Regions from separate parts of the Mus musculus genome. Here region 2 is linked to region 1. The links are chromatin loops, found by intact Hi-C in ENCODE. Cell type or tissue: heart. All regions are shown on one strand. Each heading gives the region's core, and the rest is flanking DNA. Links, peaks and the distances in the headings are about the cores only.

What was found. Hi-C counts contacts between places; a loop is a spot of excess contacts. Peaks named below come from ENCODE experiments on the same cell type or tissue, not always from the same donor. Only the 100,000 strongest peaks of a DNase experiment are listed, where the experiment ranks them.
Region 2: it touches region 1 in a loop (3-fold over the local background); 6 of 42 quality-filtered maps call a loop at or near these places.

Annotation. Positions count from the first base shown.
Region 1 is chr7:82,496,115-82,511,937 of GRCm38, forward strand. It overlaps Adamtsl3 (ADAMTS-like 3), which reads left to right. Exons shown (of 30, transcript NM_001190374.1): 9 at 3,484-3,641. Among named protein-coding and RNA genes, the nearest start is that of Saxo2, 140 kb to the right of the region's middle. In heart, for the core only: a CTCF peak has its summit at 8,135 (motif pointing right); no DNase peak of the experiment used is centred there.
Region 2 is chr7:82,603,114-82,618,936 of GRCm38, forward strand. It overlaps Adamtsl3 (ADAMTS-like 3), which reads left to right. Exons shown (of 30, transcript NM_001190374.1): 27 at 606-810; 28 at 3,373-3,470; 29 at 8,549-8,760; 30 at 9,279-11,335. The coding sequence ends at 9,385. Among named protein-coding and RNA genes, the nearest start is that of Saxo2, 38 kb to the right of the region's middle. In heart, for the core only: a CTCF peak has its summit at 6,708; no DNase peak of the experiment used is centred there.

The sequences.
Region 1 (15,823 bases), core at 6,623-9,122:
CTGTTTCGAAAAACAAAAAAACAAACAAACAAAAAAAAAAAACAAAAAAACAAAAACAAAAAAAAAGGGAAGGAATTCTGATGGGTGCTACATTGTGGATGATCCTTGAAAATATTGACCCAGTGAAAGATGCCAGCTACAAAAAGCCCCATGTTACCTGAAATACCTAGACAAAGACAGCTACAGAGATGAAAAATAGATGGATTATTTCCTGGCAAACAGACCATAAAGAAAGAAACTGGGTGGGCTCTACATGTTAGCTAGAAATTAACAATTGTTTATTATTTATTTATGTAAAATGCATGGTTTGAGGGATTATTTTGAGACAGTCTCACATAGCCCAGACTGGCCCAGAACAATTGGTTTAATGTGTTGCCCTAACGAAACTGAAGGTGGTTCCCCAAGTTCAGTTTTGGAAGGCTGTAGTGTTGTTTTGAGATAAGGTCTTGCTCTGTGGTCCTGGAACTCATCATGTACCTGAGACTGGCTTTGAACTTGTGCTAAACTTCCTGCCTCAGTGTCCTGAGGCCTGGGTTTGCCAGTGTCAGCCACCATGTCCAGATTTAAGGGACTTTTTAAGTTATAAAAACAGAACACACAAGCAGTAAACAGAATAAGTACAGGCAGTGCCCTGGGGAAGCCTCACTTTCACGAGCGTGTGCTGGTGGATGAAGCCTGGCTTTGGGTTGGAAACTGGCACTCTTCTGGAGTTCAGAGTTCAGAAGTTCCCCCACTTCTCCAAGTGACAGATCTATTGCTTGGAGTTTTTCCTCTCTGAACAGCCCCACAGGCGGCTCTGGAAGCCTTTCTGAAAAACCACCCTTCTCTACTGGCTGCCTTGCAAAGGATTTAGTTTACATGTCTGAATTTTACAGTATAGAAGGGGTTTTGTTTTCTTGTTTTATGTAACCATTTTTTATAAAAAGCTTTATTTCTGAAATCAAGCTTATTTTTCACTATTAAATCACGCTTTAAAGGTCCATATTAACTGTAACCTTCCAAGTGGCTGCAGGATTGAAAACTGAGAATGCTTGGTGCTATTAGTTTCAAGTCCCTTTGTTGTGGGACGGAATTTAATTATAGAATGTCCATCTCACAATCTGCCTAGAGCTCTTTAGATCCTGAATTTCTAATATGTTCTAATCCTAGCCACATTACTATAGGGAACACACAGCCCTAGATTTTCCAGTCATGCGTTCCTCCCCAAATGGAAGCAATAAGAAAGTCCCTGCAAAAGCAGTGTAATTGTTTTTGTAATTATAGCAAATGTAATTATAGCAAAACTATGGCTTTAACTAAGTTTGGCTCAGCTGGTGAGGTGACTCGGCAGCTGAAGGCACTTGCTGCCAGGTCTGGCTACCTGAGTTCAATCCCCCAGAGCTATGTGATAGGACAAAAGAGCTACCACTAATGTGGTGGCACACACACACACACAAATAAGTAAATGTAATTTTAAAAAATAGTAAAATCCTGGAAAGATGGCTCAGTGTTCAAGAGTACTGACTGCTTTTGCACGGGAAGTTTGGTTCCGATCACCCACATGGTGGCTCACGTCTACATGTAAGTCCAGCTCCAGGGCATACATATATCCACTGCCCTCCTCTTGCCACTGTGAGAACTGTATTCACGTAGTGGACACACACCTTAAAAAATCTTTAAAATTCAAAGTATTAGTAAACTCTAATAATAATAAAATTATTAATAACCATAAAGTTCTAATAACCATAACCTAAAAGGGCAATTTGTCATAGGCTAGAACCTCCACCAACTGCCAAGATACAATTTTCTTCCATGTTCTGTCTTCTGAGCTCGACTAGACCTATGGCACTATACATAATAGCCCAAGGAAAGCAATGCCGAGCAGGTACCAGCAGCTAACCGACATGCATTTGCTGTGGGCACACATTTAGTGTAAGGGCTAGCTGTAAGTTCTCATGCACAGCCACCTAAGAATGTTTTCCTAACCTCCACAGTCAAAACAGTGGGTCTCAATCTTCCTAATGCTGCCACCTTTTGATACAGTCCCCCATATTGTGGTGACCCCCAACCATGACATTTTTTCATTGCTATTTTATAACTGTAATTGTGTTATGAAGTTTTTTATACTGTTATGAATCATAATGTAAATATCTGAGGTTTTTGGTGGTTTTAGGTGAACCTCGTGAAAAGATCATTTGACCCCCAAAGGGGTTGCAACACACAGGATGAGAAACTCTGTTCTAAACAAATCTCTCGTTCACCTGGGTTTGCCTCTTTCCAAAGGAGCGACAGTGTAAATTCTTTTGTCAGAGACAGCCACAGCATTCATTATCTTTAAAGCCACCTTTTTTTCTTAAGTACACATTAAAATATTTAAAGTTGCCCTTTCAGGGGCTGGAGAGATGGGTCCACAGGTATTCTTTCAGAAGGCCTGAATTCAGTTTAGCACCCTCACTGCATCTCTCACTCACCTGTAACTCCAGTTCCAAGGGAGCTGATGTTCTCTAATTTCATGGACTCCTGCATGCAAGTGTATAATTATAAACAGGTTACAAAGATATGGGTATAGAAGAAGGCATTGGGTCATAATGGCACTTTCCACTGTGAGAGGCTACTGGTCCTACTTGCTCACTTCTCTCTCCTCACTAAGAAGGCAGGAGGGGAGAAACTACTTGGGCAGTAGACAATAGAACACAGATGCATATTCACTTCCTTAATAGTGGTGGGATGATCATAGATGCTTGGGGTCTCCCACCAGCTACCTGCTTTAGATGCCACAGAGGACTCATGGGAACTCAGAACTAAAGCATTCGCTTCTGTAGCTCTTCCAGGTACCCAAATCAAACCAATGGAAATAAACTCTACCCTGTGACTTAGTGGATGAATGTCTTGGCAACTGGTTTTCCTTTGCTCCAGACCACTCTCTAGATTCCCACACACTCCTTGCTGAGGTCCTGGGAAATGTGGAAAGTTATTCTTCGGCATCGTGGCAAAGCAACAGTTGCTTTAATAAAATACACATCTTAGCATCAATTCCCGGTTGGCTCTGGTGCCGTAGATTCACAGCCCATGGACAAGATAAGAGAAGACTGCATAGGGCGTCTCTGTGCTAATTTCTGTGAATTTATACCTACTTAAAAAAAAATAAAATTTTAAATCAAAATTGAGATTCTTTCTTCTGAATGGGTAATAAAAGACTTAGCTTCACTCAGTCTGTGATATTAGGTACATCATGAAAAAGCATAAACTAAGAAAATATTCCTCTTTATTCTGTATTGGAAATGGTTCTGAGAACTTAAGTAGATTTGGAGCAAAAGCTCTTGTTAGCACTGCAAAGCCTCACATGTCTGCTCTGCCAATATCAATCAGTGTCCATCAGGTGAGGAGACAGCACTATATCTGTTGTATTTGTACCTAGTGATGCTGCACTTAGCCATTGTATCGTTTTAAATCAAATGTCTTTAGGGTAGTTCCCATATTTACATTTTATTTTCAAATTTTCAGTTATTGAGTCCAAAACACTTCAAGGAAGCAGAGGAGAGCACAGCTTCAACAGTCCTGGGGTTTTCACTGTAGAAAACACGACGATTGAGTTTCAGAAGGGTGCGGACAGACAAACCTTCAAGATTGCGGGACCCCTGATGGCTGATTTCATCTTCAAGGTAGATGGACCGTCTTCGGAGCATCCTGTTTAGGCATAGCAAGGGAAACACAGTGGGTCTTCCTGGGTTTCCATCTGAACAGGCCATTCCCAAAAACTGTTCCCCTCTCTCAAGTAGAGTCTCTAAGAATTAAGAATTAATTTTCATTCTTCCAGGGGGAGATAACTTCATATTCATCACCCCCACGTGCCATGCTCAGTTTAAGTCCATATGGAGGTTGGTGGAGATGGGGATTAGCTAAGCATGCCATCCTGGGGAAGAAAAGGAGAGGACAGAGGGCTATTCTTTGACTTCCTTTGACAGGAGCTGTCCCTCCCATCCTCAGCCCTGCCAGTGTGTTGTACTGCAGCCGCTGATTCAAAATCAGGGTCACAGGTGATGACAATCTCTGCACTAGCATCTGCTCAAACTGTTTCTTCCTGAGCCCTGAGCCTGCTTCTCTCTCTAGGTAGAGTTGAGCCATCTTTCCTTGTACAAAGGAACGAAGTGTAGATATAGAAGAAAATGAACAAGGAATGAAAAAAAAAAAAAGAAAGATCATTCAGTGAGAGTCTTCCCTCCATTTCCAGAAAAATCATTCAGAATATAGTAGAAGAATGAAAATTACCTTGACAGTCAATTATACCTTTATGAAGGAAAATGATGCTCATTACTCTTCTGGTTGCTATAACAACAAAATCCCGGACACAGAGGAATGTAAGGGAGGGGAGAAGGAAGGCTTTGCTTTGGCTCACAGATGAAGGGTCTAGCCTATCATGGTGGCCAAACCATGGTGGTGGGAGCATGTTGTAGCTGGCCACCTCTGCAGTCAGGAAGTAGAGAGAGAGTCAGGACCCAGAGAGGCTGACATCCAGATGGGTCAACCCAGACTAGACACTCCTTCACAAACACATCCAGAGGCTTTCCTCTGGGATGGTTTTAGAGCTTTTCCATATTAAGCATCACAAAAGACCCCTGAAACCTTAAAAATAAAACCAACTATTTTTTATGTGTTTTTATTTAATATGTGTTTAACATATTAAATTGACAAGGAATGCTCTATTGAGACATTGGTTGTACTTGCTACCAGAGAGACATGGGGCACTTTGACTAAATCTGTGAGCTCATCTGAATCCCTCGGGTCCAACTTCAGCCTGCAGTGTGACCAGGCAAGGCTTTTAACTAGTGTGTGATTGGTTAGTGCTAATTGACAGAATCACTTGGTGGTGGGCTCCTGGGCTGGCCTATGTGAGGTTGCATTGATTATGTTAACTGAGGTAGGAGGACTGACCTACCCACCCAAGGTGTTCCTTGCCTGGGGTCCTGGACTGTGTGCATTGGGGAGTGAGCTGAGCAGACAGGCGCATTCCTTCACCCCTCTGCTTCCTGGCTGCGAATGTGATGCGAGCAAGCTTCGTGAAGCTGCAGCCTCCATGTCTTGCCCACTGTGACAGCTATGACAGACAGGTGGCACTCTGGAAGTGTGAGTCAAAGCAAACCCTTCCTCCCTTAAGTCACCTTTGCCCACGTTTCATCACAGCAGCAGGAACAGAAACGAATCTACAGTGATCAGTGCTGAAGAGACTTTTTAAAATATAAAAATATTACTTGTTGTGGTTTTTTTTTTTCTGCTGTAAAAATGGACGCGATTCGACAAGTAGCTGGCCTGCTCTATGCCAAGGAGGTTGACATCACTCTCTGGTTTGCCGTAGCCCACACCTTCTCCAGTTGCCACCCTCACGTTGCATTAAAGGAACAGGCATCTGCTGCTGTTCGTGCTGCTCCTGGTGTCTGCCATCTGCCTGGCTTCCATAGGCTTCTCTGAGTTCTGTGTGGGATCCAGAAGGAAATATACTTAGCTCTTTGGTCTGTTATTATAGAGTGATTTCTATGTTTCCCTTGCAGGGTTTCTGTGTGATTCTCTCTCATACACATGGACTCTGTATTTCCTCCTTTTAATTGCTAAGAATACCTGTAATCTCCTTTAATCAGTATAGGTATAATATGGGTAAGTATGGGATTGCCTGGAGAAGCGACCTACAAAGATTAGTATTCCAAGATATTGGTTACAGTATCGGCATGACTAGAACTTGAAGAGATCCTGTTGCTTCTCTGAACCAGATCATGCACACTCGGAAACTGTGGATTTCTTAGTGTGTGGGTACACGTGTGTGCTCATGTGTGCTTGGTGGGTCCACATGTGTGCTCAGGCTTGTGGCAGCCAGAAGTCCATGTCAGCCATTACTCCTTAGGAACTGTCTTTGTGTTTTGAAGACAGTCTCTCATTGCAACCCAGGACTCATTGATTAGGCTAGGCTGACTGTCCTGTGAATCTTGAGATTCTCCTGTCTTGTCTCGGGGGTGGGGGGGCTGGAATCACAAGTGTGTGCCAGTAGCCCCAGTTTTGCTTTAAATTCAGTCACTGGATTTCAGACTCGGGTCCATACATGGCAAGCACTCTACCAACTGAGCTGTCTTCCCAGCCAACAAACCAGTTCTGTGAGTTGTCTGTGTGTGTGTGTGTGTGTGTGTGTGTGTGTGTGTGTGTGTGCATTACTGGAGAGTATGTCAGAGAGGGAAACCACAGTCACCATTGCAGAGGAGACATGTGTTTTGGGAAGTGGCCTTAGGTTCATTTATAATATATGATTCTTAAAATAATTTTAATACTATGTATTCACATATCATTTGCACAAATAAAGATTATTTCCAACCTTCTTACCCAAATATGCACTCACCTTTTAGTAGACTGTCATGACAACATACCCCCCCCACACACACTCTGATTTAGCAATCCCCTGTCTCCTGCCTCTGAATCCTGGCTCTCTCAGACTGAATAAATAAACAGCTCTGGACTTCAGCTTCAGTGTCTGGAAAGCTTTCAGGCTCTGGAGACTGAAGGGGTTGTTTAAAAACATATTTATCAAAGAGGGCGTTACACACAACTAACTGTGTATAAACAGAGTGTCATTTCCATGCCTACAGCCGTGTTCCTCTGTGGCTGCGGTGTGCTCGGTAGAAGAGAATCTGGCAAAGTTGGAGACACTTGAAATGAAGCAAGAGTGACTCTGGGGTTGTTTCTCTCTGACTCAGGAGCTTGTCCAGATTATGTGTGTTTCTAGGAAATATTCTTTTCCATCGGTTATTTCTTTTTTTCTTCCAATTCTGGTTCAGAACATTGTAGTGTTGCCCAGCTGTGCTGTGGCTTGAGGTGAAGGATTCTGCTTACAACCGTCTTTTCTGGGATCACTACACAATCAAGCAACACTCCTTTGCTTAGAGGGAGGGGTAATGCTATGTGGGGTGACTGATGACTACCCCTCCCCCATGTCCCTACACCCCTCTAGTCGCTCTCCACAGAGGACATCTGGAATAAAGATGGCTTCCACCTAAGACTGAGCTCTGTGGCAGCAGGGCCCAGGGGCCACCTACTCTATGCTACTGCCAGCACAGTTATGGGGATACTGGGCTGTGCTTGTCTTCATCATTTATGTCATAGCTTTTATAAAGAGCAGGGCTTTTGGTAAGGGAAATGTTGGAAACTACTGTATTCTTACATTCTTACAGAAAAAAATCTGTTTTCTACTCTTTAAGAAACTTTTTCTTCATAGCTAGGTTGGTCCAGGAAGCCTTGCCTTTTTTCTTTCCGTGGGCTTCTTCTCACTCTATAATCTTGTTCTCCTGAATAATAGTTTCTCATGGTGGCTCCTGCCCCATCTCTGTTGCAATAGGGTGGTTTACCCTGGAGTATGAGGATTTTGCTCCTGCAATATGTGTACCTGGCCACCAGGCACAGTAGAGACTCTTGACCAAATCACTGCTGTTTCAGGCAATTGCTGACTGGTGAGCCAGGGCAATCGCTCTCAACCTTCCTAATGCTGTGACCCCTTAATACATGGCGACGCCCCACCATAAAAGTTTTCTCATTCCTACTTTGTAATTATACTTTTACACTGTTATGAATTGTAATGTAAATGTCTGTGTTTTCTGATGGTCTCAGGCAACCCTGTGAAAGGGGTCACAACACACAGGTTGAGAACTGCTGAGCTATAAGCTGAGCTCACTCAGAGGGAATTTACCTACCCTTGGCATCTTGACCTCTGTGCATAAATGTTTAGGACTATCGAGTCGGAGTATATTTCACTGAGATTACCTTATGAAATAAAATTTAACTACTTTAATGAAGATACGTGTTTCTGTGGTAGAAACCTCTCTGGGAGACATACGGAGAGAAAGGCACATTTGTCTTCTTTGTGGCCTGATGTTTTCCCTCTACAACCGGTTGTTGAGGCAGTCACTTTCATTCAGTTTAGATACTTTATGCTCCCGTGGGCGTATGTTTTCTGGTTGCTTTCCCCTAGCTTTCAAGCATGCAACCTGTCTTCAGGTTTCCCTGACCCAGCTCTGATAGTTTGTATGCCCTCTTCCCAGAGTCTTGCTAGAGAATTATGCTAGCTCCTCTGACTGCCTGGATTCCTTTCTGCTAGAGAACATACCATGGTCTCACCACACGGGGGCAGCAGAAGTGAAAGCCACAAATTCCCAAGTGCTTTAGGAACACAGGCAGGAGGCAGGGATGAGGGATGAGAGTTGGGGAGTGGCTTAGAGTCAGGACCTGCCTAGGGTTCCAGAGGTTGTATTAACAGAGTACGCAGAGATAGAATGTGCGGGAAAGAGAGGGACTCTCTTATCATTCTGGAGGCTTAATATGCAAAACTAAGGTGTTAGCGGGATTGGCTCTGTCTGAGGGCTGTGAGGGAGGACCTGCTTTGCGTCCCTCTCTCCTCCTTTATCATAGCTAAAGAATTCCTATTATCTTCCCTTCGTTCATGTCTGCCTCTGTAGCCAACCCTATTTCCATAAGAACACAAGCATATTGGGCCAGGGCCCAGCCAATTACTTTCATCTCAGCAACATGACATTTGCACAGACCCTGTGTCCAAGTCAGACCATATTCTGATGTTCTGCAGGCTAGGGCTTTAGTGTAGTTTCTTTTTCTTTGTTTGTTTCTATTTTATTTATTTGTTGTTGTTTTTCAAGACAGGGTTTCTCTGTTGTAGCTCTGGCTGTCCTAGAACTTGCTCTGTAGATGAGACTGGCCTCAAACTCACAGAGATCAACCTGCCTGTGCCTCTGCCTGTGCCTGTGCCTTGTGTCTCTGCCTCTACCCCTGCCCCTGCCCCTGCCCCTGCCCCTGTCTCCTGAGTGCTGGAGTTAAAGGCATATGTCAGCACTGCAAGGCCCCAGTGTTGTTTCTTATGGGACACAAGTCAATCCGAAATAGTGGTGACAGGAAAGGAATTTCAGTTTTTCTTCACTGCCCTCCATCCAAATCCCGTCCCCTCTTGAGTGTTTTCTGCTGATCATAAAGGTAGAGCTTTGTGAGAATCTGACATGCTCCTGTAATGTGGCCCCTGAGGGCCATTTCTTCATGCATTTCAAGCAGAGAGTGCTAATTCATTTCTGTAATCAGGCAACTGAGGCAGGAAGATAGCAAATTTGAGGCAAGCCTTGGCTATACAGTGAGATTTTTTTCCCCCAAATTAGTAAATCTGGGGCTAGTAAGATGGCTGGGCAGGTGCTTGCTTGCTACCAAGCCTGACAACCTGAATCCAATCTTTGGAACCTGCCATCTCCTTTGATCTTCACACAAGTGCTGTGGAACGAGTGCACACACACACACACACACACACACACACACACACACACGCACACACACAGAGGAGTAAATAGACAAGTGTCAAATAAATCTGCTTGAAAATCTTCTCATTGATATCAAAACTCATAGCTAAGTAATATATGTAAATATACACAACTATGAATGTTTTATATTAATAATTTTAGAAATTATTTCAAAGTGGCCAAGTCAGTAGCTGAACTTGAGTTTATTTCCCTAAAAAGCATGGGACACACTGCTGTAAGTGATCCTGAACCTTGCTCCCTTGTCATTCTCTATGTACTTGATTGTTGAAGTTGTCAGAGGTCATGTCTGCCCCTGGGGACTTGTTCAGGTGAGCGAGTGGCCAGGCTATTGTCGACAGAAGTACAGAGAGAACGCATTAACATTAGAACCATGACTGCTAAAGGTTATTGTTATTAATTTTTGTTAGTTTACTTTGAGCTTTTGTCTTTATAGTTAGGATTGATGGAGAGAGATGGTTCTAAATGGATTTAATTCTCAGAGCATTTCAGCATCAGAGCCAAAGACCATAGCTCTTCCTCTGTGGAATGATGAGAACACATCTTCTGCAGGTTAGGCTTAGATGTGAGCTGTGCAGAGCCTGTTCCCTATGCCTCTATGGGTGTAGGAAGGAGTTTTACAGAGGGTCAGATGGGAGGGGTGGACAGGGAGATTGTGATAACAAGCAGATGACAAGGAGAACCAATGGTGGGAAAAGGACTTTTACTATATTTCCCATGTAGAACCTCAAAATGAAAATGTTCATTTGGGTGGCTGCCTCCATCAGCACCAACCTGGGACTGCCACATCAGAACAAGACATCAGCTCATGAAGTGTTCAGTCTCAGACAGAGCCCAGGTAGAGCCCTGAGTCTCAGTTCACGGTGCTTTGGACAATGTCTAGAAAACGTCTACCCCACCATCCCCTCTTGAGTGTTTGCTGCTGATCATAAAGGCACTCAGCTCCACTAATGTCCAAGTCTTTTCTGTGGCATTTGCAGATTTCTTCTGCATCCCTTCCCAGGTACCTTAACCTATATCTGCAGCATGTATATCACTTCCCAGGTACCTTAACCTATATCTGCAGCATGTATATCCCCTCCCAGGTACCTTAACCTATATCTGAAGCATGTATATCCCCTCCCAGGCACCTTAACCTATATCTGCAGCATGTATATACCTTCCCAGGCACCTTAACCTATATCTGCAGCATGTATAGCCCTTCCCAGGTACCTTAACCTATATCTGCAGCATGTATATCCCTTCCCAGGCACCTTAACCTATATCTGCAGCATGTATATCCCTTCCCAGGCACCTTAACCTATATCTGCAGCATGTATATCCCTTCCCAGGCACCTTAACCTATATCTGCAGCATGTATAGCCCTTCCCAGGTACCTTAACTTATATCTGCAGCATGTATATCCCTTCCCAGGCACCTTAACCTATATCTGCAGCATGTATAGCCCTTCCCAGGCACCTTAACCTATATCTGCAGCATGTATATCCCTTCCCAGGCACCTTAACCTATATCTGCAGCATGTATATCCCTTCCCAGGCACCTTAACCTATATCTGCAGCATGTACCCAAACCTCACACTTGTTGTTGGAAAACAGATGGACTGGGTAATTTATAGGATCTAGTTTACTTAATAGAGTTTTGTCAAAGCTTATTACTAAAACAATTTTTTTAAATGAAGTGTATGTCTACAATGAAACATTGTTCATTTTTATTGTTTCTCTTTGACATATGAAGTAGGTTTTAATAATCACAGTTTATCAAGTTGGTATTTTTTGACTTAGTGATAAATTCATGGGGTCACTTGAGTTTCTTTTTTATCTTTATTACACTTTAATGTATTTATTGTCTGTGAAGAGAGGGCATGGTGGTTACATGTGTGTGCCATAGGGCAAGGGGAGGCCCAAGGACAATGTGCAGGGGTTATTTCTTTCCTTCTACCTGTGAGTCCCAGGGAGAGAACTCAGGCCTCCAGGCTTGCCACTTGCCACTTGCCTGCTGATCCATCGCTTTACCCCCATTTGAACTTCTTAAGTGAAGGGGCATGCTTTTTGTCCACTCTTTGCTTGTTTCTTTTGCTTTTTGTACCTGGGGGTGTTCTCAGGTTTGCTATGTAGCTATGAATAACCTCGACCTCCTCACCCTTCTGTGTCTACCTTTCAGCTGCCACCATAGCCTTTTGAGTCTCAGCCCCAAGAGCTCCTGAGTTCCACAGACACCTAAGAGACTGGCTAATATTTTCTCCCCGGTAGGTTCACGCTTTCAGTTTGAAGTGCAGTGAGGCAGAGGATTGGAATGGAAACCCCAGGGAACCGTATCCCCAAGAGCATTCTTTTATTATTATTATTACAATGCTTCTCAAGATACAAGACTAACCTTCTCTGCTAGTTACAACAATAGCCAAAACAAAATCAAGAAACTAACAGTGTTGCACAAAGTTCATCTTAGGCATGTTAATCTGCTTCTCCTTCAGTGCCACGGGTTAGGCAGATCTAGCTACTTAGAATGGAAGCGGGCATATGACTGTGAACAAGGAAGGTGGCAGCATCAAGTGCATTTGCATATACAGTGCTTGTTAGTTTTGTCCTTGGGCCCAGTTGGCAGTAAGTGATACCTGGTATATTTCTTGGGGCGATCTTCTCACCCCTATGGATGGGAAGAGTTTCTGGATTAAGGAGAAAAGCAGTTTATGAGGAGCAGATTAAAGGGAGGCAGATGGAGAGGTGTCCTTCTGTCCTATATTCATCTTCTCCTGAAACGGGATGCAGGGTATCAGATATGAGTGAATGACCTTGCCAAAAGAGTCGTAAGTCGGTAGACTGAGGAAGAAGCACAAACTGTTTTCTTGGAGAGTTGAAGAGTAACAGGCTATGGAAAAAAATAGTGCGGTTCCTGGCAGCCCTTGGCATCTCTTGGAGGCTACTAGAACTGGATTTTTTAAGTGTGCATGAGCCTACTGCAATCCTACTACTTAAAAGGAGGAGGTAGGAGGATTGTTAATTCGAGACTGACTTGGACCATAGCGTAAGTTCCAGGGGAGTCTGGGCTATAGATAGAATAAGACCTCTCAAAAACAGGATAGAGGAGGGGAGGGGAGGGGAGGGGAGGGGAGGGGAGGGGGAGGGGAGGGGAGGGGAGGAGAGGAGAGGGTTATTTATTGGTTTATTGTCTTGTTTTGGGGGTTTTGTTTCTAATCACCCTAAAAATGTCTCTGACATGTCTAAATACTAAATTTTAGTTGTGTGGATTATTTTTTTCTTAGTTTCACTTTTCTTTCTGTTCATATATGTTTTTACCTTTGTTTCCTTTTCTTCTCTGGGTTTACTTTGATGTTGCATCTTGAGTTTCTAGATTCACTTCAAGTTTTCTCCACTGTCAGTTTTCATATAGAAAGTTTCTCATCTGTTTGCAGTGTGGCTTAGCCTTTTTTACTGTCTGCTTGCAATGTGGGAGATCCATACTTACCAACTGTTTGCAGTGCGGCATGCCATCTCTATTGCCCATTTGAAATGTGGCATGTCCATCTTTATTGCCTGTGGTATGGAATGCCCGTGGTTCTGTCAGTGTCCTGGACAAGAAATGTTTGCCTCATCCAAGTTGTGGGCACACTTCTGTGCTTGTTTCATCTTTCACCTGCCCTTAGTTGTGTATATGTTGTGAAGTTCAGTTAGTATTGCTTTCCACATGGCCACCCCATTGGCAGGAGCCCGCCTAATCAAGTACCCTTGTGGTTTATCTACTGCTGTGTTAAAGTAACGTCTTCACCTTGCCGAGGGCTTTTAGCTGTGTTCTTAAAGAGGATCCTCACTCTCCTGGATTCTGCACTTCTCTGTCAATCTTAAAGTCAGCTTGTCAGTTTTAATAAAACTTCTCAGAGGAGTTGGAGGTAGGGAGTAAGGTGGACATGGCCTAAAATGCATGGTATTCATGTATGAAAGTCTCTAGAATAAATTTTAAGATTGAATATAAGTAAATAAACTCAGGTGATATTTTTCCAAACAAACAGACAGAACTCTTTGAATCTGTTAATCAGGGAAATCAGAAGTTTCCCAGTACCATCCCTGCTAATCTATAAGTTTCCACACATTTGTTTGGATAATTAAAATTACTCTCAGTGTTTGTAATTCCCACATGTGTGTCTTACATGTCATGTATTAGACTCACCTCCAGTGTTTGTTTTTGAATGTTTTTATAATATCTCTTTCCCCATTTTCTGTATACTCATATCTATTGAGTGAAAATCAAATAGGCTTTCATACCTGATTATGCTCCCCCTAGAGTTACACTGCCCTGCTAGCCATTTGTGTCTACATTTTGAAGTGTCCACACATAGTTGGGGTATCTGTATAATGGCTGTTGTAGTTTTCTTTCCTGTCACTTTGTGTTTTCTTCTTATCTTGCACTATATGGGGACCTGTGTTACAACGTTGAGCAGAAATGAAGACAGCAGCCCCCCTTTCTAATGCCTGTCATTTTGGGGCAAAGCTCTCTCATATGCAACCTTTATGTGAAGTTTGTTGTAGAATCTTCTGAAGTTCTCTTACCTGATGGAAGATAATCATTTCATGATTTGAGTTTATCAAGGTGTAGAGTGTAGCAAAGCTTGCTGTGTCTCCTCTTCATCTGGTTCAAATGTTAAACCATTCATGCTTTCTCTTAGAAGCCCCATTTTGGCATCGGTGCTATTATTTTATAATTTATTATTTTATTATCCATAAAACTACATATCATCTTATATCTCACTTGGATAGAACTGTGTATTACTTTAGATTTTGTTTTTATTTCCAGGTCAGTTTTTTTTGAATTAAATTAACTAATGAATTAATTTAACATCCCGAATGCTGCTGCCCCTCCTGGACCCTCCCTCACAGAGTCCCTCCCCCAGACCCCCTCCCCCAGACCCCCTTCTCCTCTGAGAGGGTGGGGGCCCCTGGCTACCCCGCCTCTTGCACATCAAGCCTTTGCCAGATTGGGCATCCTCTTCCACTGAGGCCAGACAAGGCGGGCGGGAAGTCAGAGCTGCTCCTTCCGGTGTTCCTGCCCGTGCATGTCCCGTGGTTGGTGGCCAGACCCTGAGCTCTCCTAGGGATTGAGGATTGTTGACTCTGTTGGTCAACGTTCCCTCATTTCCTTCAGGGCCTTCAGTCCTTCCCCTCATCACTTCCATAAGTCTAATGTTTGGCTGTGGGTATCTGCATCTATTTCGGTCTGTGGCTGTCTCGACTCCTCTCAGAGGACAGTTATGCTAGGCTCCTATGTGCAAGCCTAACAGAGTATCAGTCAGGGACTGGTGCTTGCCCATGGGATGGGATGGTTATTGTTTGGCCTTTCCTTCTGTCTCTGCTCCACCTCTGTATTTCTTTTAGCCAGGATACTGTTTTGGTTTGAAAACTTTGTGGATGGGTTTGTGTCCCTATCCTTCCACTGGGAGTTCTGCCTGGCTACAGGAGGTGTCCTCTTCAGGTTTCACACCCCCACTGTTAGGCATATTAACTCCTGGGAGCCTCCCCTACCCCAGGTCTCTAGGTGTCATGGAGATTCTCCCCTCCCACCTTTCCACCATCTACTCCCCACCCAGGCAACTACAGATTTCCTTTCCTTCTCCAGGCCCTCTGGGCCTCTCTCCTGTCTCTCCCAACACCTGATCCTGCTTCCCAATTTCCTTCCCACTCCCATTTCCCACCCAGTTCCCTCCCTCTGCCTCCTATGACTATTTTTCCCCTTCTAAGTGTGATTCAAACATTCTCCCTTAGGCCTTCCTTCTGGTTTAACTTCATTGGGTCTGTGGGGTATATCATGAATATTCTGTACTTTATGGCTAATATCCACTTATCAGTGAGTGCATAGCATGCATATCCTTTTGGGTTTGGGTTACCACATTCAGGATGATATTTTCTAGTTTTACCCATTTGCCTGAAAAATAATGATATCCTTGTTTTTAATAGCTGAGTAGTATTCCATTGTGTAAAGGAGCCACATTTTCTGTATCCATTCTTTGGTTGAGGAAAATCTGGGTTGTTTCTAGTTTTTGACTATTACAAAAAAAGCTGCTATGAGCATGGTGGAGCACATGCCCTTGTGGTATGATGGGATGTCTTTCAGGTTTATGCCCAGGAGTGGTTATAGATGGGTCTTCAGGTAGACCTATTTCCAGTTTTCTGAGAAACTACCAGAAACTTCCAGAGTCATTGTACAAATTTGAAATCCCACTAGTAATAGAGGAGTATCCTCCCTTCTCCTCATCCTCTCCAGCATTTGCTGTCCCTTGAGTTTTTTCTCTTAACCATGCTGATTGGTGTAAGATGGAATCTCAGGGTCATTTTGATTTGCATTTCCCTGATGACTAAGGAAGGACTTTGAACATTTCTATAGTGCTTCTCAGCCATTCAAGATTCCTCTGTTGAAAATCCTGTTCAGTTCTGTACCCCATTTTTAAATTGTGTTATTTGGTTTTTTGAGTTTAACTTATTGAGTTCTTTATATATTTGGGAAATTAGTCCTCTGTC
Region 2 (15,823 bases), core at 5,267-7,766, 110 kb after region 1:
ACACACACACACACACACACACACACACACACACACACACTGATAAAATAGGAGAATCTTCCTATTACATGGTTCCATTTTCTATACCAAAGTCTACACAGCAGGTGGCTGCCCGTGTCTCAAAAGAGAGTGAGGAACAGAGTCACTGTGCCAGGCTCTGTCACAGCTGCTTTGTGGCTTGTTCTTAAGGCCTGTTGGTGCTGCAGGACTATTAGATGCCATATCTTTTAGTAACTACTGTCATTTCTAAATGGAACATGTCACACTAAGAGTCATCCTTCAGAAAGCCTAAGTCTTATGACAGAGTCCACAGGGAACCTAACCTTTTGGGGTTCACAGTGATAACTCTGCACTAAATCTTGCAGGTGGCACACTCATCATTATATTGGTTCTTTCTACCTAGTGACACTGCTGTCCCTGGGGAGAGGGGAGGACAACGACTGGGAGTCGCCTATGCTGCCCTGTCCTGGGGAGACATGTGACTCCCTGATACCACCATAGTGTTAGGATCAACATATCAGCCCTGACATCACCATAGTGTTGGGATCAACACATCAGCCTTTTCGTGACAGTCTTGACTAAGGTCCTACAGTTTTTGTTCCTAGGTGGTTTACAAGCATGTGGTCAGAGTGCTCCGCGTCTTGTGGTGAAGGATTTCACAGTCGGCAAGTGACATGCAAGCAGACAAAAGCCAATGGGACTGTGCAGGTGGTGTCCCCAAGGGCATGTGCTCCTAAAGACAGGCCTCTAGGGAGAAAACCATGTTCCATTCGTCCATGTGTTCAACAGGCCATCGACCCAGGAAACCAGGTAACCTTATGGTTGGCTGTGTTATCTATAATCAGCAATTTGTTGCTAATGAACTTTAAATGTAAAATTGTTATTAGAATGCTTAACTTAAAGTATTTGTTCAGTATTCAAATGAGAGATATAATATGCTTATATCACATGGATGAGTTTGATGGGCTGTATCATATAAGGTAATCCGGGCCAGAAGACAAAGACTTATATGTGAATCTAATCAACTTCATAAGCAGTGAGTAGAACTTTTAAGTAGCTGAGTGACTAGGGGATAGGAGGTGATTTTAAAGAGTACAAAGTTTTATAAGATAAATATGTTCTGATGAGCCACAATGCTAATAAATATTTATACCTAACAGCGCTGTATTGTATACCTTAAAAATGGTAATGGGCCACAGTTTTTCCCTTTTATTGAAAATAGATTTTTGTCCTCATATAATATATCCTAATTACAGTTTCCTCTCCCTGTATTCTTTCAAGTTCCTTGCCACCTCCCCTCCCATCCGGATCCAACTCATTTCTGTCTCTCATTAGGAATTAAAATGCTTCTAGGGTATAGTACTGTAATACATAAAATATAATATGATAAAACAGAAACTAACATATTGGAATAGGACGAAACAGACAAACAGAAGGAACAGAGCCCAAGTAAAGACACAAGAAATAGATACAGTCTCAGAAACTTGTTCACACACTCAGAAATCCCATTAAAACAAATAAAACAAAAAACATATATACATAATATATACAACAAAGGACTTTCCTTAAGTTGTTCCTGTCAGTGGTTGGTGTCACCAGTAACCACAGGAAACAATCCCCTTTAACAAATGCTGCAGTGTAGCTGTGAACTCACAAAAAGACATGAAGCCATGCTCTCTGCTTACAGGTAATACCAACATCACAAAATTCATCAAGGGCATTTAAGAGTCAATGCTATAAAATGTAGGGGGGGGGAGGAATAGACATGATTCTTCACACTGTAGGAAATGATATTTTACATACAACACCAACTACATAGGCAAAACAAGAATGAATAACTTGAATCATATCAAAACTAAACCATCTATGCTACAATGGGTTACCACTAAGACACTAACAGATACATAGGGTAGGAAAAACAATTAAATGACACATCTCTAGAAAGGAACTTATATCTAAAATACATCTTAAAAGCCACCACTCAATAGTTAACACACACACACAATCTAATTAAAGCATGAATGAGGGGTTTAAATAGCCATCTATTGACAAAGGCAATAGATGGCCAAGGAGGACATCAAAAGATGCTCATTGTTAGTTATTAAAGAAATCAACTTAAGCCATAACGATGTGCCATTTTACAGTAGTTTTTGCAGCACTGGCCTAAAAACAGATAGTTTAACAAGAAAATGCATAAGTGGATCCTGCAGGACTGTAGGTGGGGTGCAGTGGTGCAGTCCCATTGCAAAACAACCCACAGGTTCCTGGGGAGTTGAACATGACTGAGGAGGACCCAGCAGCTTCCTTGCTAGGTGTGTATCCAAGAGCAGTGAAAACACCACACGGACATTTACCGATGAATGTGATGACCTAACTACTCATGATAACCAAACAGTGGAAACAGCACAGGCAACAGTAACACTACCGCCAACATGATGAAGCAAGCGCAGAGGTACCTGAGCTCTGGCATGTTAGTACAACAAATACCATGAAAAGGAATGTGGGACTGCCACATTCTACACCGTGCACAGACCTTGAGAGTCTTGGGACAAATAATGGAAGAGAACTCCACCGTTGTGTCTAGTGTAGGCAAATCAGTCAAACAAAAGGCAGCTTTGTGGCTGCCCAGGACTGGGAATGGAGGGGTGACTGCAGAGGGCTGTTGGGTTTCTGTGAGAGATGATGATAATGTTCCAAACTTGGCTATAGTGTGGCAAACCTGAAAGCCATTACAATGTGTGTTTTAAATGATTAATAATTACATGGCCAGTGAATTAAAGCCCAATGAACTACAGCTATGAGATTAAAAGATTATATGAAATGGGTTAAGAAAGGTAAAAGTAGTAGGCAAAATCAGAATTCACTTAGAACGTACTCCACACACTTCTGCCCTGGCTGGGGAGCTCCTTGTACAGTAATAAAAATGTAAAAGTCTTTTCCATGCATAATATGATTATGAGGAAAATGAATAGGCATTATGGCTATGCAAAACTTCAAGGGCTGCAAATCAGACTTGAATTGCTTCTCCTGTAGCTGAACGTGCCTTAGCACAGGTACCTCCACCTTTGCTCAGAGCAGAAAAAAACCAAACTTGGCCTTCACTTCTTGGTTTAAATATATCCATTTCCATACTTAAGCCTAATAATTCAGAGTTGATCCCACCCTTCTCCCTTCTTCCTGAGCTTCAGGGGATTAAAGAATTGGGGAGAAGCGTAGGTCTGTCTGCAGAGCTATGATCCACTTCTTCTAACTCACAGCTGGTCCCTGGAGCTTGTCCTTGGCTGGTCCACCTCAGCCCAGGTCTCAGTACACACAGTGAGCCTGAGCACTCAGGGCACTTGAGACACTGTTCTGTGCTTCCTTCTGTTCTAGTGTCCTGGACGTTGCATGGGCCATGCCACGAGGATGCAGCACCACCACACTGCTTGTTCCCACAACAGCTCCAGCTCTGACTGTGAGGACGGAAGGAGGTACTGACCCCACCCCAGCGCAGCATGCACCTCCCCTGGAACCTCCAGGGGACAAAACTGCCTGAAATGGAATTATTCTTTGTTTCTGACATAATTGAAAATTCCTATTCAATTATGATTTATTTAGTGCCATTCTCAATAGTATACATTATACTGAAATATGGCCAATAAATACTCTAAAGGGGGAAAATGTAGCACCCAAAATAGATTTTAAAAAATATATATTTATTTACATATGTATATTCTTATATATAAATATATATTTTGAATATATTATGTAGGATATACTTATAATTTATATAAATATATATTATATTATAAATATATTGTATAATATATATTTATAACTTATATAAATAAGAATGATTTATTCCTATTAGAAGCTGTGTTGATTTGGATATTAGCATAATGATATAGCAGAGAATAAAAATAAACATTTTAGTTTTCAAAGGGGATGTTTGTTTTTTCTTTTGCATGAAAATCTGAATGGACAGGTGGTAGATTTGAGCTTGACTCAGGAGAGTATCTGGATGGCCAGCATCCCTCTGCTAGCTGGCTCTACTACCTTAGGTAATAACATCTCAGCCATCAGCAAGTGTGAGGGAACTTGCAAGTTATTCAACACAAGGAAACTTTCATTCCATCATTCTTTATTGTGTGACCTTCGAATACCTAAGTGTCTCAGTCTGCACGTGGAATATTATCATCCATGCAAACTTCAACTTAAATTACAATTAGCGAGCCTAGAGTCAGTCCCTGAGCCGTCCTGGTCATAAAGGACACCCTGTATCTGATTCTTTCTTAATGCCCCCCACACAGAATCCTGCTGAAGGAAGTGGAATGACCTTGACTGTTGGCTTGGTTACTGTTCTGAGCCTTCAGTAAGGTTTGGCAATGTAGATTCAGCAATATTTCCTATTCCCACAAGGTGATTTCAAGCCAGAACCATTCTCAAATGGAAAATGTTTGGAGCAGCTGCCCTCATTCTCAACAGACAACTTAGTTTCCTGCTTTACTGCAAAGATAGAGACCACACACAGATGTGCACCATCCCAGATGTTTTCCTTTGCAGTCATAAAGACTATCTTTACAACACAAATGCTTATATGGATGGAGCCTTTTATTTGAACATAATATACATATTTTTCTGAAACCTGATTTTATATTTAAGAATAGATTATAAACATGTTGTATCTTAGCACATCTTGACTTTATTCTATTTAAGCATGATATTTAATATTCCGCTGTTTCTTTGGTGGTATATTGCTTCAATTTTTTGCTTTTACAAACAGATGTTGCAGTAAACTTCGTAGAATGTATGTCTTTATGCTCAGAGAGTTACATTGTTATGTAGTAGACATTTAGAAATCAAAGTGAATTCATACGTGTGTCCATTTAGATATTTCCAAGTTACCATCAAACTATGTATACAATATGAGAATTATCTCCATTCTCGTTGGCATTGATAGGTTCTTAATCTTTCAATTTTCAGTCAGTGTTATAGAGTTGTTTTCTGTAACATTTTATATACATTTTGATCCCTTGTGGTCCCTTTCTTGAATCCACCTTCCTTTTATTTTTCATTTCACCCACCATCACCCTGACCAAAGCACCATCACCTCTTATGTGGTCTAGCAGCACAGAAATCATGTTGGTCTCCCTCTCTTCATCCTGCCTTTTACCAGCCCAGTCTCCATGCTACATATCAAGGGAGTGGTCCACATGCAAACCTAGTCAACTACTACTGATGAAGGCTCACCAAAACCTTTAATGTGGGCTATGTGCTCAACTCACTTTCTCCTTCTTCATTGCATTCTCTCTCTTTTCTCTCTCTCTCTCTCTCTCTCTCTCTCTCTCTCTCTCTCTTTCTCTCTGTTTCCTTCTCTCCCCCTCTGTCTCTCCCTTCCTTTCTCTCATATATATTGAATATATGATATATTAAATTATTATATTATTATATTTATTATATATTAAATCCTTATGGTCCTTGGATAAACCTTACAAGTTCAATTAAAATCAGCAATCAGCAAAAGCAAGAAGCAGAAAATATAAAAGAAGGAAAAGGAGGCATGGAGGTTCTGACTCTAATCAGTTTGGATCTTACACAAAGGATATGGAAGTAAAATGGAAGAATAGATTTGATTTGAATCATATATGGAAATTTCCAAGGGCTGTGCTTGTGTGTGAGGTGTCATGTGCCTTTTACTTGTATGGTTTTATCTGACAGATTGTCTGACCTATATTATAACCTGCTGTTTTTCGAGTTACGATGTTACTTTGCCTCGTGTGTCTGGTGGTTTGTGAATAGGGAATTAAGTTGGTTAGTAGAGAGAGCTGCTGAGGAGAGTTTCTCTGAAGCTTTATAACCTTGTTTTTTATTTCCAGCCTTGTCTAGGAGTCAGAAAATCCTGGGAAGGCCTAGATCTTTGTCCTCTTGTGTCTATTTCTGATAAATAGCCAGGCTTGGGCACCATTGACAGCCGTTAGAATTGATCTTCCTGGTGGCACAAGGATTATTTGAAGCAGGGATAGAGTGAGAGATGGAGGCAAATGAGTAGATTAGTCACTTCAGGATTCCTACTGCCATCATACATTGGTAAACACATGAGACCCAACTGTATTAAGTGTTATTTGTACAATCTCCATTTGACTTGGATGTCCCCATTCCAAGCCATTTTGTCCCTGCTCTCAAAATAGATGCCCCTCTGCATCTTTTTCAGCCAGTGAGAAGTCCTGGCCTCCTGTTGCTTTAACAGCACCCTGGACCTCTCATCCTTTGTATTTAGAAAGGACTTGCCTTCAACCAAGAGGAAACTCTTGAATTACTTACGTCTCTTTAGATTGGAGACAACAGAAGCCAACTTTGAAGAATTTCTGCAGAGAGAGCAAAGACTTATTAATAAGATGGATCACCTAACACTTTTATATCCTCTGTTTACTACCCTGTTAATTTTATTCTTTGAATGTGTGTTCAATTGGGTTTTTTGTTTGTTTGTTTGTTTTTGTTTGTTTGTTTGTTTGTTTGTTTTTTAGATATCTGACCATTGCAGCAGGAGAAGGCTAGAGAGTATTCAGTCTTCACTGTTGGTCAAAGTGACTCAACTTTTGGGAATTAAGATTTATACCCACTGGGGAAAACAAAAGAAATTAGCAGGACAATCCTCCCTGGCTCCTCTTTTAAAATGTATAACCAGTTTGGTAGAGCATTGTTTCCTAGTTAAACCCTTTGATGGTGTCTCCGCCTACTGGCAAATCCAAGCATCGCTTCCACTTTGTATAACACTCTTCTTCATGAGTAAGGTTGTCACAAGTTTCTCCATTTACTTGCCCTTTCAATGATATTTCAATATCCCTTAGAAGAGATGCTGAATAAACTGTAAAATTAGTTACAGTAATGACCAGAGTGTCCAATAGGCTTTGAGCAGATCCAGCAGGACGATATCTGGAGAATGGGAAGTCATTGGCTTGTTCTCTCAGCTCTGCAGCTTTTTGTATTTGGCTTTGTTCTTGACTTTTTTAAAAACAGCCTTCCACCTCTCTGGTCTATGTGGCAGACACTATTATACAAGTTTCATGCCTGTTCCACATCTTCCAGATTTCAAAGAGAAAGGCAACTACTGAATCACTTCACTTTAGGACCCTTTCCCAGTCATCTTTGGGAACAGAGACTGTCTCCTACCTTCTGCATATACCTTCCATGGCAATATGTCCTAGGGAACAGGAAAAAAAAATCCCTAAAAGTGGATCTGCTGAGATGCTGTCCTCTGAGGTCATGATCTTTCCAAACATCAGCAACCACTAGTTTCTTTGTGTTTTAGACTCCACTTTCCAAATAGATTTGGTCTCTGTACTCACTGGTTACAAATCTACACATGGCCTGGATGTAACTCTGACCACACACCATTGGGCAGGTGAGGTTGCTGGCATATGCATTCTTGTTCATAGTGCAGTATTTTCAGGGCTTAGTAACAGCAACATAAGGCTTGTGAACGATGTTCAAGTGACTTATCATAGTAGTAACTCTCGTTTGCCTAAACTCATCGGCTCTAGATTGCCAGGAGAGTCCACTCTTGGGTTATGCATTAATTTGAAATTGGAAGTCCCTGGGAGCATGCAGCTTGTTGGCTGTGGTTTGTGGGTTTTGTGTTTTGTTTTTGTTTTTGTTTTTTTTTTTGTCATGTTTTGAGGTGAGGGTATGCTCAGCCTCAGGTATTGGACAATGATGTCACTATTACTCTAAACTGTATGGCATAGAAGCAGGGGTTAAATGTGTGTGTGTGTGTGTGTGTGTGTGTGTGTGTGTGTGTGTGTATACCACTGTTGGGAATTGAACCTAGGCCCTTTGTGCTTTCTGTGGCTGAGGTAGAACTTGACCTCTGAGTCCTCCTACTTCAGAATCCCAAGTAGCTGGAGTTAACAGGCATGCTCCCCTCCCCCATGCCCAGTTCAGGCCTCGGTTCTAGATAGAACACACTAAGATGCATAGAACTTGTGCTGGCCATCAGTGGAAGACCAAAGCCTTCCCTGGTGGTCAGGAATCCTTTGCGTTGATTTCACACCCCATTGATTTTCCCTGCATACACCTGCATGCAAGCACTCACCACTGGTATCTCACAGAGCATTGCTCTCTTCCTGCCTCACACGTGGCAGCTCTGCGACTTGCTGGTCCTCTTTGCGGGCTTCAACTTCATTTCATCCATTTCTTCTGTTTTATACCCATGTGGTTGACACTCTAAGCCTTAGATAAGTGTTTGTTGACTATTTTCTAGTAGCTCTTCATTTTTAATCAAATGTCTCTGTCAATTTCCAGAGCCTTCCTAGCATATCTAATGCAGGGAACAGTCTGTATTCTGAAGTATCTAATTATCTTTATTATGGTCAGATTGCCCCACTACTCTGCTTAGCCAGCTATGAACAGTACAAATCAGTTTTCTAAGGACGCCTTTAGTACATTAAATTCAGAGAAGGAGAAAGGGCTTGATCAATGCCAGAAAACAGTGGCATCTTCTCCCATTTTGCACACACACACACACACACACACACACACACACACACATATTTATTTCTTTTCATTTCAGACCTGCCTTTGGAAGGAACTGCACCTTGGGGCCATGTGAAGCATGTTGGCGTGTGGGCCCCTGGAAGCCCTGTACAGCAGTCTGTGGCAGGGGCTTCCAGTCTCGCAAAGTCGACTGCATTCACACAGGGAGCTGCAAAATTGTGGCGGACAGATACTGTGTGCAGGTGAAACCAGCTGCCTGGAGGCACTGTCTCGGGCCTTCCTGTGATAGTACGTACCCCTCTCAGGTATCACCAGTTCCCAAGAAGCCTGGTCAAAACCGGGACACTAATGTGCCTTCCTTGTCCAGGGGAGGGGTTGTGGGCTGCAGCATTGATTCTTAAAGTAGTAGCAGCCATTCCACACACATTTTCCTTTGCAGTCTCCTCTGCTAAGAGCAAGCCAATGGTGCTCATATAGGTGAACAAATGTCCTAACATTACATAGTGAATGTAACTTCCTGTTACTCTTGCATGGGATAAGTATGAGACATTCATAAATTTTCCGAGGAGCCCATGACCCTACAAAAAGTAACCTCTGCCCTCAGCACTGAGAGAAGTCACGTGGGTGAGAGGACCTGTGACCACAGGAGTGCTCAGGGTGTCACAGGAAGCCACTGGCCCTGTGGAGAAGTAAGCCCACTGTGTGCCTAACATTAGTGCAGAGCAGGAGCCCCAGGCATGCCTCTTTACTTGCTCACGCTCTAATGAACCCATGCTATGGATTCTTTTCTCTCTTTGTTCTTTCAGGAAACTGCACGGACACAACTCACTACTGTATGTTCGTAAAGCACCTTAACCTGTGCTCTCTGGCCGTCTACAGACAAAGGTGCTGCCAGTCATGTCAAGAAGGGTAAAGCTTTGGCAAGGTTGTGATGCTGCTGTGCTGAGAAGCTAAAGCTAAAGAGGCTCTTTTCCCAGTATCCCTGGTTCAAAACCACGTACTCTTAAAGTCTCTAGACACGATGATCAAGTGGAGGTTAATGCAGAAACAGTACCCGATACAATTTTATAAGGTTAACTTTTCCAGCGGTTGTTTTTTTTTTTTTTTTTTTCATTCCAGTTCCTATAAAGGATATAGTTTAGGACTAACACAAATGCATCAACAGCAATGTGTTGCTCTCGGGACCTCATCACAAACACATCATCACCTGCTGTGCTTTGTAAACCAGCGAAGAATGGTACATCCTGAAGTCTGCAACTGAGGACTTCGCTCAAGTTGTAGAGTTTCAACACATTTATGCAGTATTTATGTTTTAAAGGTTTTGGCCAGTAGCCTTTCAAATGTTGGCACTAAAGGCATATCTATAGATCCTTATGTTTATTATGTGAAGAGGAGACAACCTCACTGGACAGCTTATAACACCAACCGAGCCAAGGATTCTCCACAGATAACATTGTCTTCACTCTTAAAGCATCTATGGAAGAAAACACAGTAGGTACAGCTGCCACTTTCATAACTACGGAAGCCTATCTGTGGCCAAATAAGGCATCTTGGAAATCAAAGAAGAGGAAAAGCTAACCTTTTCTACTGATGTTGAAGTATATTCAAAGCTTTCTTTTAAGAGCTGTGAATGAAACTTTATCTAAGCACTATTGCACACAGAGATCCAAGCCTTATTAGATGTAATTTATGCATACAGTAATATTCCTGGGGATTTTTATTTTAGAAAGTATATAAGAGATTAATCTAAATAAGAAAATGTAATAGTTGAAAGAATTGTTTATGGTAAATGATTATTTTCATTTGAGCCGATTTTTGTAGATAAGTCCAAAGTCCATTAGAATTATGGTGAAATAACAATTTGGGGGTTAGGAATTAGAGCTGGGATTTGGGTTGTGCTTTGGGAAAGAAGGGCTGAATTCATCTTGGACTAGCACTAGGATTCGGTTAGGTGAGAAAGGAAGGTACATTAGGGCTAAGACCAGGGCTGCCTTTAAAGTTAAGGGCTACCGTTTAGGGTTGGGCCTCTACATCCAAGGCTGCTGTTCGTGACATTGGAGTAAACTTTTGCTCCTTGGGAAGGGTCAGGCTAGCATCCAAGTTCACCTCCTACAACTGATTTGGCTATGGGGACCTTTCCATGATATTTTACCAGTTGTAGCTTTAGATGCTGCACAACCCCAAATAAGTGGTCCTGTTTCTTTACTCGGTGTCCCGGCTGCTTGCACACATAGCACCCACGGCCTCCTGGCACACAACCTTTCCTGAGGCAGGTTGTGTTGGACCTACCTCCTGATCAACATGTGAACGGCACATTGTGGCTTTGGGTTTGTTTGTAGAGAGGCTTGCTGAGCCTCTCTGCCATCTTCTGAGCACAGGTCTCTCTCACATTCCAACTTCAGCCTCACCGACACTGGGATGAACACTACTGTAGGTGGAGGGTTTGGTGGTCTGGAACAGACAGGGACAGGAAGAAGCACACCAGCCCTTGAGTTGTTAGTCAGCAATCACATACGATTGTTGGACTTATTAAATTAAAACAAAGATCATTTGTAAAATACTCCTTGTATATATTTATTCTATGACTCCAAGGTGCAATATTTTATTTTGTACAGTACATAATAAAGACATGGGACATATATTTTTCATACTAACAAAATTTCTTATTAAACTGCTTCACCTTTGTATTTAACATTAAAAAATAACCTATTTTCAGTTGTTATCATACTCTCATTTTGTTAACATTCAAATGGCATTCCTGTGTACTGTATTTTACTACTGTTTTTTTTTTATAACATGAGAGATAATGTTTCCCTTTGATGATCCTTAATTCAAAAATAAATTCACCTTTAGTATCAAATAGAATCCTTGGTGGCTTCTCTGTGTTGTGCTTTTGCTAAACATTGGAGCTGTCTTCTCACCTGTCCCCTTGTTAGCTTCATAGCTCCCTTAATTGAGTTGATATCCCAGATTGTCCTTTGTATGTGTTACAGAAGGAGCAATCACAGAAACTCACTGATTCCACGTCTCAATTCTTTATGTGTTTGTGAATCATACTTTGAAAACTATTTTGACAATAGCAAAATTAAGTAGATGCCTGGGATAGATAACCCACAGGCACAGATGTAGATGCAACATCTACAGAGAGCAGAAAGCACAGATTTTAGTACATGCCTTGTCTCAAAACAGAATGTCCCCTGTTAGCATTATCCCTTTTCTGTATTTTCTGTAAATTCTGTAGTTTCTATTAGGGTTTGTTTTGGCACTGCACATTTTATGGATCTTGGCAAATATAGAACATGTGTCCATTTTATTATACTAAAAATCTCTCTTCTTTTAACTCTATTTTTCCCACTTTAATTTTGTGAAGGATGGCTCTTGTGTGTGTGTCTTTGTTTCGTGCATGTGTATGTCCAGGCATTCCATGCCCAGTACTAACTAGTTCTGATCATTTTTAGAAGATCACTGGATGCTTCCATGTGGGGCTATGTCTGCGTCCAGTATTCTGTTTCGTGGATCTATTGTCTGTTCTTGTATCAGTGCCACATTGTTTGTTATCCTTTTGATAACTCTTGAGGTTGGTCAGTGTCAGTCCACCGATTTTGTTCTTCTCCCTTAATGTTGTTCTGACCAGTAAGGGTCTTTGACTTCTCCATGGTAATGTTCAAATCATTTTTTTTCAGTATCCATTGCAGGGGTGTGCTCTGCAAACACCATGGTGAGCAGTATTGATCTTATCCATGTGAGGCAAGCTGTCATGAGGTCCAGCTCATCATGACTCAGTAGCAGATGTTTTCAAGAGTCTGACACCAGATCATTTATTTCAGGCATACTTAAGCACAGTACAATTTAGAAAAAGGTTTCCGGGTGATAATTCAAAAAAAGTGTACAACAAAGCTCAAGACATTATTGATACTCTTTGTAAAATGCATGCGACCTCTTTCATAAAGATAGGTTCTATAGATTGACTGCATATGACATGCTAAAGGACTGAGGAAGAATCTGGTGTGGCCTCAGTTGTACAGACAGCGGAAAGGTCACCCTATAAACCACATCTGCTCCCATTTGTAAAGTACACAAGACATCTCTCAGAAAGATGCCCTCTAGATTAACGGAGAAAGCAGACTCCATGTAAACAATTCTCAAGCGAAGGATCTGGGGAAGATACACTACAGACTGGCTGAGATAAACGTAAGAGTCTTAGGGAGCCAGGTGTGGCCTGGTCATACAGGTGGCATAGAGGTCACCAAGCTATTAATCACATCTTTTCCTAGAGACAACCCTGCATCAAAATTCCTGGTTTCCCTAACGCTTATCTGTGAGCACACGAACTTAACATCTCCTACAATCCATAAAGTAAACTGCTAAGATTTTGATGGAGACTATTTTGAAGCTACAGATTAAGTAGAAAATTGTCATCTTGATAATAATGGGTCCTCCTATCAGTTAATGGAGAGCATCTATTTAAATGTTCTTTTATCAGAAATCTGTAGGCTTTCTTCCATAGATCTTGAACACATATTTTTCAACTTATGTTACTTAATCTTGAATGATTATAATGTAAATAGAGTTGTTTTTAAAATTCAAATGGCACCTGCTTCCTGTTGGCACGTAGGAAATAAACATTTCCCTCCAGAAGTTCTGGAGATTAAACTCAGAGCCAGGCAAGCACTCTACTGTAAAGCTACATTCACAGGTTAGTAGTTGACTTTTATATGTTAACTGTGTAGGCCACATTATAATTACTTATTCATTCTAGAAAGTGTTGTTTGGTTTGGGGAAATTGTTTTACATAAATTTTGTGTCATGAATGAACAGAGTTCAGTTCCTTTCATGCCCATGTGCTTCTGACTGCTTTTCTTGCCTTACTTCGTTAGCCTAGGCCTCTAGTCTGTTAAAAATAGGTTTGGAGAGAAATCCTTGACTTGATCCTAATCTAGTGGGAATGTTGCAAGTTTTTCATCATTAGGCATGATATTAGCTAAACGGTTCTTGTGTATAGCCTATGCAGCTAAAGAATGTTTTTCTCTATTGCTGAGAGTCTTTATCATAATAAATGTTGAATTTTATCTCAGGATAAGTTGGTCTCATCGGGTGATTGTTTTGGTCTGTTTATGGCATAGATTTTTTTTTTTTTTTTTGCCAAAGAAACAAACTATATTTTACTTAAATCTATTGTTTATGTATTAAATAAAATTGACAGGAAAGAGAGAGCTGTTACTTTCTCACAGGAATCATATAACTAAAAATTTACCCCTTACTTTAAAACATACTAATATGAAGATATAATAATAATAAATTAAAGAATCTTTTTTGTTGCTTTTAAGTGTGTGTGTGTGTGTGTGTGTGTGTGTGTGTGTGTGTGTGTGTGTGTTCATATGGGTGCATTTGGAGGCCAAAGGTATCATAACTCTTTGAAGCTGGAGTTTTAGGCTATCACAGGGCACCAGACACAGACCTTTGGAACCAAACTTGGGTCCTCTGGGGGAAAAAAGAATTAATCTTAGAGAGCCATCATCTCTACAGCTCCCAAAATTTGCAATCTTATTCAGCAGCACTGTAGTTGCTTATAACTTAAAAAGCTAAAAGTTAATTCAGCTATTTAATCTCAATAGCAATGTAATTAAAATATTTCACACTAGTAACATTTCATATGTGAATAGCTGAAGTGATATAAATTTTTAATTAAATTTCTTTTGAAATTTTCATATATGAGTTGTTATAAATTGGTAAAAATTTAAATGCTAAACCAGTCTTATAAGCTGGAATAAATTCTACTTATTCATAGTATTTGATTATTATATAAGTTGTTGGATTCTCTTTTTAATATTTTGTTGAGGATTTTTGTGTTTGTTTTCCTGAGGAGTCCTGATGTGTGGTTTTCCTGTATTATTTGTCTGGTTTTAGTCTTAGGAAGATGCTAGCTTCTTAAAGTGAGTAGATGCATATTACCAAAAGTGTTTGAAAGTGTCCCAGCCTTTGAGAAAGACTGTGTAGAATTGGAATAATCTCCTCCTTTACTTTTTAGTGGAATTGACCTGTGTCTACTGCTCTCTGCTTTTGAAGTTGTTCACTTTTTCTCAACCTTTTAAAGAGATTGGCTTATTCAGATTGTCTATTTCTTCTTGCATAAAATTTTGCTTCTTGCCTGCATGGTTTCTGAAGAAATGTTAAGTGTAATTCTTATCTTTACCCCTCTATAGGTAAGATTTTTTTCTTTCAATATTTTTACCTTTAATTTTTTTTCAAAGCTTAAAAATTATGCATTTGTTGTTTAGGAGGATTTATAAGACTTACTTTTCTGTGTGAGAATGTTTACTTGTATGTATTTGTTCACGTTTGCTTGCATGTATGTATTTGTACCACATGTGTGGTTGTGCCTATGGAGGCTAGAAGAGGGCATTGGAGGCCCTGTTTCTGGAATTAAAGGCCATTATGAGCAGCCATATAGGTGCTGGAAGCCAAACCCAGTTCTTACACAAGAGCAAGAAGTGCTCTTAACCACCAAGCCACCTCTTCAGCCCCATGTTGTAGCCCAGACTAGCCTTGACTTGTGATACTCCTACCTTTGGCTCTTCAGCAAACCCTAACGGATTGCACCATCACAGCTTTAAAGTATTTTAAAGTATTTTTTTCTTTAAAGTTTTTTTTTTAATATTTTTCTTTTTTTCCCCAGTTTTATAATTCTGAAGAGAAGTTGTCAAGCTGAGAAATCCTGGCCCTTCTCACCTTAGATCCTAGCCCTCCTTTTATCTCTTTTCCACCCATATTCCTGCTATACTCACTACACTCATCTATCTATCTATCTATCTATCTATCTATCTATCTATCTATCTATCTATCATCTATCTATCTATCTATCTATCTATCTATCTATCTATCTATCTATCTATCTATCTCATCTCTTGCTATCCTCTTGCTCTCCTGCTATTCTCCCCTCTCTGGCAGATAACCCTGTTCCTGTCCAGTCTGATGGCCATATTCATTGTAGTTTTTTCTCCCTCTGCTCTGGATATTTTCTCTCTTTTACCTAGGATAAAAATCGTTCCACTGTAAGAGCACCCGACTGCTCTTCCGAAGGTCCGGAGTTCAAATCCCAGCAACCACATGGTGGCTCACAACCACCCGTAACGAGATCTGACGCCCTCTTCTGGAGTGTCTGAAGACAGCTACAGTGTACTTACATATAATAAATAAATAAATCTTTAAAAAAAAAATCGTTCCACTAACCATATAATGGAGTATTCCTGTTAGCAGTTCCTTTATTGTGTCCCTCGTGTAAAGTTTCTTTGTGATTCTTTCTTAGAACATTTCTCTCTGCTTAATTGTATACCTGTTCTTGTACCTATTT